2 separate regions of the Homo sapiens genome follow, and region 2 is linked to region 1. Evidence: read pairs that join two places in POLR2A ChIA-PET (ENCODE). Cell type or tissue: B cell. All regions are shown on one strand. Links, peaks and the distances in the headings refer to the core of each region. The heading gives the core; the rest is flanking DNA. Region 1 has its middle 34 kb from the start of CHRNA1. Region 2 has its middle 100 kb from the start of ATP5MC3.

What was found. Peaks named below come from ENCODE experiments on the same cell type or tissue, not always from the same donor. Only the 100,000 strongest peaks of a DNase experiment are listed, where the experiment ranks them.
Region 2: POLR2A ChIA-PET joins it to region 1 with 7 read pairs; 2 of 35 experiments call an interaction of 5 or more read pairs at or near these places.

What each region holds. Positions count from the first base shown.
Region 1 is chr2:174,728,223-174,732,617 of GRCh38, forward strand. No RefSeq gene overlaps it. Among named protein-coding and RNA genes, the nearest start is that of CHRNA1, 34 kb to the right of the region's middle. RefSeq lists an enhancer at 1,601-2,340 and a silencer at 1,939-2,233. In B cell, for the core only: no CTCF peak of the experiment used is centred there; a DNase peak (open chromatin) is centred at 2,019; H3K4me3 peaks cover 853 bases; H3K27me3 peaks cover 2,610 bases.
Region 2 is chr2:175,280,934-175,285,328 of GRCh38, forward strand. No RefSeq gene overlaps it. Among named protein-coding and RNA genes, the nearest start is that of ATP5MC3, 100 kb to the left of the region's middle. In B cell, for the core only: a CTCF peak has its summit at 1,567; a DNase peak (open chromatin) is centred at 1,598.

The DNA.
Region 1 (4,395 bases), core at 158-4,157:
TTGTCCTGGTGTTAACCTTTGTGGGAGGAAGCCTTGAGAACCATCCTCCCCCGCAGCAACAGGTGGGTGTTCCTGGAAAAGGCTGGTTTGTTGGTGGTGGTGGTGGTGTGTGTGTGCGTGCGTGTGTGTGTTTTGAGATGGAGTTTCGCTCTTGTTACCCAGGCTGGAATGCAATGGCGCCATCTCGGCTCACTGCAACCTCCACCTCTTGGGTTCAAGCGATTCTCCTGCCTCAGCCTCCGAAAGTAGCTGGAATTACAGGCGCCTGCCACCACACCCGGCTAATTTTTGTATTTTTAGTAGAGACAGGGTTTCACCATGTTAGCCAGGCCGGTCTCGAACTCCTGACCTCAGGTTATCCACCTGCCTTGGCCTCCCAAAGTGCTAGGATTACAGGTGTGAGGCACCGCGCCCGGCCAGGGCTGGTCTTGTGTAGAGAGATCAGAGTGGTTCGGAAGCTTGACAGGAACAGGGATTTCTCCTTTCCTGGTGTTGTAATGACCTGAAAATCTGTCTTGTTCTTCAGTCTACCTTGTTCTCCACCCAAGGGTGTCGGGCATTTCCCAGCTTCACTGGCCTCCCGGTCTGTGCCTGCTGCTAGACTCCATCCGGGTTCCACTCACAGTTCTCCTCCCAGGGCTTTTCCCAACCACCCTGCCTCCTGCCTCATTATCCAAGGTGCCACAACCTATTTTACAGATTTCCTTGTTTATTTCCTCTCTGCCCTCTAATGCCATTTAAAAAATTTTATCATTTCTACTTCAGTTTATTATCTATTATGTAAAATAAAATATTTCCTGATTTTGATTTATCGTTATATCCCAAGGACCAAGAATGGCGCCGGGTACGGAGAACACTCAGCATCCTTCCATTTGTGGAAGGAATAAATATTTGTGTATCTATGTAGATCTGTTTTCCCACTTGCTTTGTGATCTGTGTATTTAAAGAGGGGGCAGCTTCTTCACAAGGCATTCTTTCTGGAAACAGAAATGCAATTCTTCTTAAGGAAAAGTGGATCATTAAGATTTCTGAACTAGTTTTGCAACTATATAGAGAAATGTTGGAGTAAAAGTTAATTCCAATGTTAAAATTCTATTCTGTAATTATCATAAAAACATAGACTTTTAAGAGCGTTATTTCTGGATCACACAGTTCCACCAGCACTCTCCCTAGTAGACAGCCTCAGAGGGGCTCAGAGCAGTCGGTGATATGCCGGGGACACCCGAGTCCCAGCCAGGAAGTGCCCAGGGAGGAATGAACCAGACCTATGGGAAGGAACAAGTGAGTCCTGCCAATGCAACCCCTGTCCTCCCTTTAAAAAAAAATGACAATTAAGCTTAATGAAGGTATTTGCAATTGAACCATGGATCTAAAAAGGTAAAAGTGGGGGAAAGTTAAGAGTTTCTAATTATAAGCATCATCTTCCTGAAACTCTCACTTTTACCCTTAATTCAGAAAAGACACGTGGCTCTTAACCTCCTATGTACTTGTGTTGCAGGTGGTGTCTTTGGTGGCTGTTCACCCTTCCACAGTAAACATGCTTGGGAAGCAACTTTGCCAAAAGCCTTCGGACAGTCCAGCGTCAACACCGCAAGCCAAGTGGTAAGGCCCGCGGGGACAGAACCGTCGGACCCTGGTGGCGAATCTGGGATGGATGAATTCGTTGCTGTTGCGGCGGGCGGTGTTGGCAGGAGCGCTAGATTTGCTCGGGTTGGAGTGTGAGATGTTCCCTTCCGCCGAAGGAGCCCATGCAGACAGGGCTAGATGTACCTTCTGCAGCTTCTGCAGCGACTTGAGGCGCGTCGCTGCTAGAGGGTCCTGGTGCCCTCGGCGTGCGTGAGGTGCTGTGTGTCCCTCCCCACCCCCCGTACAATCCTCCCCGTAACTGGGCAGTGGAATCGGTGGGCACTGGAAGGACCCGACGCAGGTGATGGGATGCAGCGCTTCCAGGTGGTGACCCCGGCTGGACGTGCGTGGGTGCGAACTGCCACCCGGGCTGGGGCCAGCTTGCTGCGCCGCTGCCTCCGCAAGCCCTCCCAGCCCGGAGCTGAGTCTGACGAGGATTTCTTACGCGTTCAAGCGAGTGTGGAGCGGCGAGGCAGTGCACTTGCCCCATAGCTCCCGCGCTGGGAAACCCGGAGGGGAGGGGCTGTGGAGGGCGGGAGCCCCGGGCAGTAGGTCTGTGCTTCTTCCTTGGTCCCATTACACGGGAAGGGCAAGGTGACGCCACTCAGCCACGCAGGCCTCGCATTGGTGCCTTCCCTTCCCTAGCCAGGACGCGGCTATTAAACGCTGCTTTTAGCCGATTGTATTTCCTGTCTTTGAATCCGTTTTCTTTCTCCTCTCTGGTTGGTTGGTTCTAGCTCTAAGCCCATCAAAGACTTTAAGGATCCTACACAGAGTGCTGCAGGCTCCCTTTGTCAGAATTGGGGCCCCTAGGAGCTGAGTGCGGCAGGTTTCGCCTGTTCCTGGAGCTCGTAGTCAGGGTCGCTAGTGCACTGCCACTCTGAGGACTGGACGGAGTTCCAGACCTGCCTCCGGGGACCTCCTGCGTGAGGGCGGAGGCCCTTTCATGACCGTGAGATGCTCCGGGCCTTCCTGGTCAGCATGAGCTGCAGCCTCCACGCTGGGGCCTCCTGCCAAGTCCCGGGCTTTGGTGACTTAAGTGCCTTTTGCAGTCTCACCACCCAGGGAAAATTTATAGCGGTGTGGATTGAATTTTTGTTTTAAGTCTGATTGTGTTCTTTAATCTTGCTAAGGGAATCGCTAAGGGTAGCCATTAAATTATTTTGTGTCGTTTAATTTGATTTTCCCATAGGTACCCAATAGGACAGCTTAGGATGAGAGCACTCTTTAAAAACAAACAACTGGCTGGGCGCGGTGGCTCACGCCTGTAGTCCCAGCACTTTGGGAGGCCAAGGCGGGTGGATCGCCCGAGATCAGGAGTTCCAGACCAGCCTGGAACAACATATAGTGAAACCCCGTCTCTACTAAAAAATACAAAAATTAGCTGGGCTTGGTGGCGCATGCCTGTAGTCCCAGCTACTTGGGACACTGAGGCAGGAGAATCGCTTGAACCCGGGAGGTGGAGGTTGCAGTAAGCCAAGATAGTGCCACTCTACTCCAGCCTGGGCAACAGAGCGAGATTCCGTCTCTCAAAAAAAAAAAAAAAAAAAAAAAAAACAACAACAACAATAAAACCCTTTTAGATACAAAAGTCCAAATTTTTAGAAGTATACCTATTTCAATTGTGACTCAAAACCAACAAGCCTTTTCATGGCTTAAAACCAAGAAGCCTTTTATCACTTAACCATGGGCTCAAGAAGTGCCTCCAAGAGAGGGTGCAAAAGCACACTGTCCGCCTTGGCATCCAAATTGCTCCGAATATCCTAAGAACGGCCAGACCTTTTTAAAAACAAGGCAATGAAGTTGAGACAATTAAGACAAACTCCCCTAAGAGCTGGCACAGTGGGACAAAGAGATACTTTGGTTCTGGACTCCTAGCCAGTTGGCTAGCCGCCTGAAGCAAGCCTGACAACGTGCGACTTCTGCTGGCAAAGACCACAGAGAATATCCTCACTGGTTCCCGAGCTAAGCTCTCAAGACATAAAACAAGATGAAGGCCAAATCTTATGATTTTCCTCCTTATGACAAACTACACAAAAGACAGAGACAAGGAAAACAAGGACCATTCCTGGGAGGCTGTGATCTATAACCAATGGGTACTCAGAACCAAATTCACAAGAGTCACAATTTGAAAAATTAATTCTTATAAATGTTTTCTCCTACCAATCTGAATTGGAAAGGAAAAGACGACGAACAATGTTTACCTCCCTTTCTCGAATGGCCACTACAGACAGAGATCTAAGAGCTGACTGGGTGAGATTTCCTACTTTCTACCATCTTTTGTCAGTCTTCCCAGTCCCATCTCCAAGCTGCAGAGCTAGTGGGCATCCCTGCCTTTTAGGGTCCCTCCCTTGTCACCAGAAACTGTAGGGGAGGCAGAACTGCACCTCCATCCCCTTGGGGTCCTGGCTGGACTCAAGAATTAAATTGATATAAGATAGATCAACAGAAGAAAAACATACAAATTCACTTAATACAAGTTTTATGTGGCACAGGAGCCCTCATACGGAAATGAAATCCCAAAGAAGCCGTTAGAATCTGTTACTTATGTACTGAATTGGACAAAGCATAGTAAGTTGTGAAAATGAGGAAAGACAAAGGGACTTGGGCGAGGGAGCTAATTGGGTAGACATGTGTTCGGGAAGATGGTATAACAAGGTTTGTTTGTAAAGAATTTCTCCAGCCTCAGTTTTCCGTCCTTGATGATAGGAAGGTTGCGTCTGGCAGCAGAATCTTTGTCTGGGGGGAGCTGCTGTGCAAACCACCCCC
Region 2 (4,395 bases), core at 86-4,085, 550 kb after region 1:
GGCCTCTATAACAAAAGACAGATTAACAAGAGAGAAGCACATAAACATAATTAATATAAGTTTCATGTGACATGAAGGCCTTCAGAAATGAAGACCCAAAGAAACAGGGAAACCTGTGTATTTTTATGCTAAATTTGATGAAGAAGTGGATAGTCGTGCAGAAGTATGATTAGATAAAGGGTGTATGATCTAATGGTAATAAACCGGGGAACTTAGTAAGGCCTGATTGCTCAGATTCTTTTCTGTTTCCCTGTGTCTTCAAAGTCCTTCATAGAGACATTCTTTTCCTCCCTAAGGTATAGGGAGGGTGTCTCTGAAATGACTGTCTTATGACCTACTTTGGAAGATGAGATAATTTGTTGAGGGCCTACTTTAGGGAAGAAGATGAGAGTGACCATCCTGCTTCTACTGTTTTCTCAAATGCCAAGGTGCCATATTTTGAGATTGTGTGTTCTGCACCCCATCAGTGGCCTTTGCTAGGACACTGGATAGGTTGGTTGGCTATAGTTCTCAATTGTTCTTATGCATATGGGAATCCAGGAAACCAAGCTGAGATTAAGGAAAGAAAAGCCCTTAAGAGTGAATCTTTGAGTATTAAATTCTACATGTATCAGCATTCAAAAATGTGAAAGGAGAGCTTGCTAATTATTTCAGCAGTGAAATAAGCAACAGTCAACCTGGTTTATTCATGTAGGTTGGAGTTGACAGTCAAATGAAATCCCAGTGAAAACTCAGGAAAGAAATTCAAGATCAACTTTGTTTTTCTACAAATCAAAAAGACATTAAAAAATGTAACAGTGGTCAGGCATGGTGGCTCACGCCTGTAATCCCTGCACTTTGGGAGACTGAGGCGGGCGGATCACCTGAGATCAGGAGTTCGAGACCAGCCTGGCCAACATGGCAAAACCCCTTCTCTACTAAAAAAGAAAAATTAGCCAGGCGTGGTGGCGTGCGTCTGTAATCCCAGCTACTCGGGAGGCTGAGGCAGGAGAATCGCTTAAACCTGGGAGGTGGAGATTGCAGTGAGCCGAGATGACACCATTGCACTCCAGCCCGGGCAACAGAGTGAGAGTCTGTCTTTAAAAAAAAAAAAGTAACAGTGATACATGTATTCAGCTTGAAGAGACTGATATGAAGGTATGAAAACTTACCAGTCAACTCCTGGGGCTGGTGATGCATAAATTACACAGACCCTTATGAACACAAATTAAAGATAATGTATACAGCATTGAGCTTTTGGAATTCTAAGTAGTTGTTCTCATTATATCTTGTCTGAGCATCAGTGTGATTAAAGCAATTGATTTTTCCTTTATCATTTCATCTTTTTATCCTTCATCAGTAACCTCTTATAATCTTTATTCACTGCTATAAACAAAGACAATGTCTTGACTTCATAAAACCGATACCTTTTTTCCTTGGTTTTATTTTAGAGCTAGTTTTGGCCCATGATGAATTGCTGAATGGTTGATTTCCTGACACTCCTTTTTGCTAACCTTTCTTGACAGCTTCTGGATTGCTCTACCTAGTAATTTGTTCCACAATAATGGCTACTGTGAGATGTCTCCTATTTCCTTTATTTTTAACAAGGATTCTTAACACCCTCTGTAGGTAACAATATGCAATTACAGATATAAAGTGTTCCCCAGGGGATGGCTGCTCACAGATGCCACTAAGAATTTTGTAATGCAACTGTTAAAGATAATGAAAACAAAGAATCAGATTATCCAAACATCCAGTTCAAATCAAATTTTAATTAAAAGTTATGAAGGCATTTTATTGATTAACAATTTTAGTAATTAAAGAGTGTGGTTGACATTTTTTTTTCCAGTTAGATTTGTTCTTCCTTTGAGATTTCTAATTGTTGTATGGTTTTACATTTATTGATAACTCTGTTTGATGAATGCAGATGCCACCTTTTACGGCCATCGTTGACAGAGTAATCATATTGTGAGAAACACCAGGCTTATGTAGTAACAGCTGTTGCAGTTATCCATGCTGACATCCATCGGGGAAATGTGTTTGCTGCTATCATGGGTACACGATAAATGGAAGGTGCAATAAAAGCACAAGCTAACATTTTGAATATCCTTACAACTCTGGGAACTTTATTGCATATTACAAGCACTTTGATCTCTGTCCAGTACTTAAGTCTTAATTATCAGACTAATTGCACAGACTATGTTCATTTTCAGTGGTAATCCTTTTGTGATTAGCTTCTGTGTTCAATAACTGACTTATCTTTTAATTAAAAGGACTGTTAACCTTAAGGCTGCTGCTGTGTCTTGGGATTAACCCATACAGAGTTAATGTTTAATATCATTGTAAAAGCTTTTGCTGAAAGGTGTAGCATAAAAATGTGTAGAGGGAAAGCCATGAAATGTATCTCACTTTTCTGATGTGCAGAAAAGCCCTGCTAAAGATGAGAGTTTTAACAAATCCTCCTTGTAGATTAAATTTCCGAAGGGCCTACCTAACTGTGCGTGGCCACTGGATTAACCCTTTGAACCCTATTCTCATTTACAGAAAGGGAGCACTTAACTTCAGGATAAGGCACAGTTTTTTCTCAATTTTTGAAATCATTATATGTGTACGTGATCAGGGTGCTTAGCTGCTGGGAGTCCAGAATAGAGAATTTCTTTTTCTTTCTTTCTTTCTTTTTATCCCTACAGCTGAAAGTTTTTTGATATTGATTTCTTTGGAAAGGTTCACAGCAGCTTGAAAATAGACATAACAGTGGCACCTTTTTCCATGTTCCAAGCAATGTGTGATCAAAGTGAGTAAAACAGTTCACAGGTAACTAGTGAAACGATTAAGGAGCAGATGCAGGGATAATCAGTACCAAAGTGTGGAGAGCTTGCCAAAAAGCCAGATGCAGCTGCTGAAAACACTCTGTTTCTTCTTCACTTTGGCATCTGGGTTCTACAATGAACATTTTTCCCCAGTGTGCCCAATGACACAGGGTCTATTGCTGTGCCGGTCACTTAGGATGAAGGAGAAAAATGGTTTCTCCACTTCCTCCTTCTCTTGCTCATATCCCTGCCTCCCAGAGGTACAGGCCCTTCATTGATTTCTAACCCCGGATGTCTTCACATGTAAGATGCAGGCCTCTGGGACTAAGGAGCTGCAGGGATGCCTCTATTCTAAAGCTCCTAGGCCAGCAAGTGACCCAGTAGATGCTATTCTGTCTCTGTCCTCTTCCAAATTTTACTTCTTCTATCAGTAATGCAAAAGACTAGCCTGACAAGAATTTTCCTTCAATAGTGCATGTTTTTAAGGAATTTGGTGATAACATGAACTATTTACCAAATAAGCAGTGTATTCTTGCACTCTGTGATGAAGTAGGCAGTGAGAACCTGCCCTCTTGAAGCTTAGAGTCTAGCTAGTAGGATAGTAACTGCTTCCAACACGCTACACTCATTGCTAGGGAGGGTAGCATAGCAAAGGGATTGATCATACCTGAATAGATTGTTTTCTTCCTAGGTTTAGAATTCACTGGCTATTTTGTTCTTAATAATGAATAGGGAGTTTGCATGTGATGAGTAGGGCTTGTATAATTTTATCAATGTTAGTAGGGAGAAAGTCTACCCAGGTGGTTTAGCGCATCAGCTCTGGAGCTAGATACCAATTCAATCCCAGCTCCATCAATTACCAGCTGTGTGACCATGGACAAGTTACTCCTTTATGGAATTTTGGATTCCTCAATTATAGAATGGGGATAATACTAGTGTTGTTGTAAAAAATGAATGAGATGGCATATGTGAACATTTAGCACAATATCTGATGCATAGTGTTTAATAAATGGTGGCTATCACTATCCAAATTTAACTATACCTTGATACAGCAACTGGTAGCTACAAAATGAGTAGAAGTGTATTACATACAATAATTGTGATGATAATACTTGCTTATAATTCTGCCCTACAGATCTCTATTGATCTTGACAGGATTATCATGAAATAGGCTACTTGACTAATGAGGAAACTGAGGCTTGGGGTAGATACGTGGCTCGCTCAGGTTCACATGTTGGAAATGCGGGACTTAGAACTCAAACTAGAGTCTCCAAGCACTTCATTGCTAGAAATTCTGTTAAAAGAAGAGGGAGCCACATGGTTCAGGAGGTTTCATTCTTTTTCAGGTTTTCTTGCTAACTCACAGCCCAATGACTTATCTCCTTTTCTCTCAAGGCATTAAACTTTTCCTAAATAAAGTAACTTAAGTGTATTTATTAATTACATATTGACTATATAAAATCATGGTAATTTATTGTAATTAAAGAATGCATTTATATTTCTAAGGTTCAAAAATCTATCCTGCTGCCAGTATGCATTTCCAAATATATTTCAAAAGAGTTTGCAAATGAATCTGCATTTAGTAGAGAAATTCTAATTATGCATT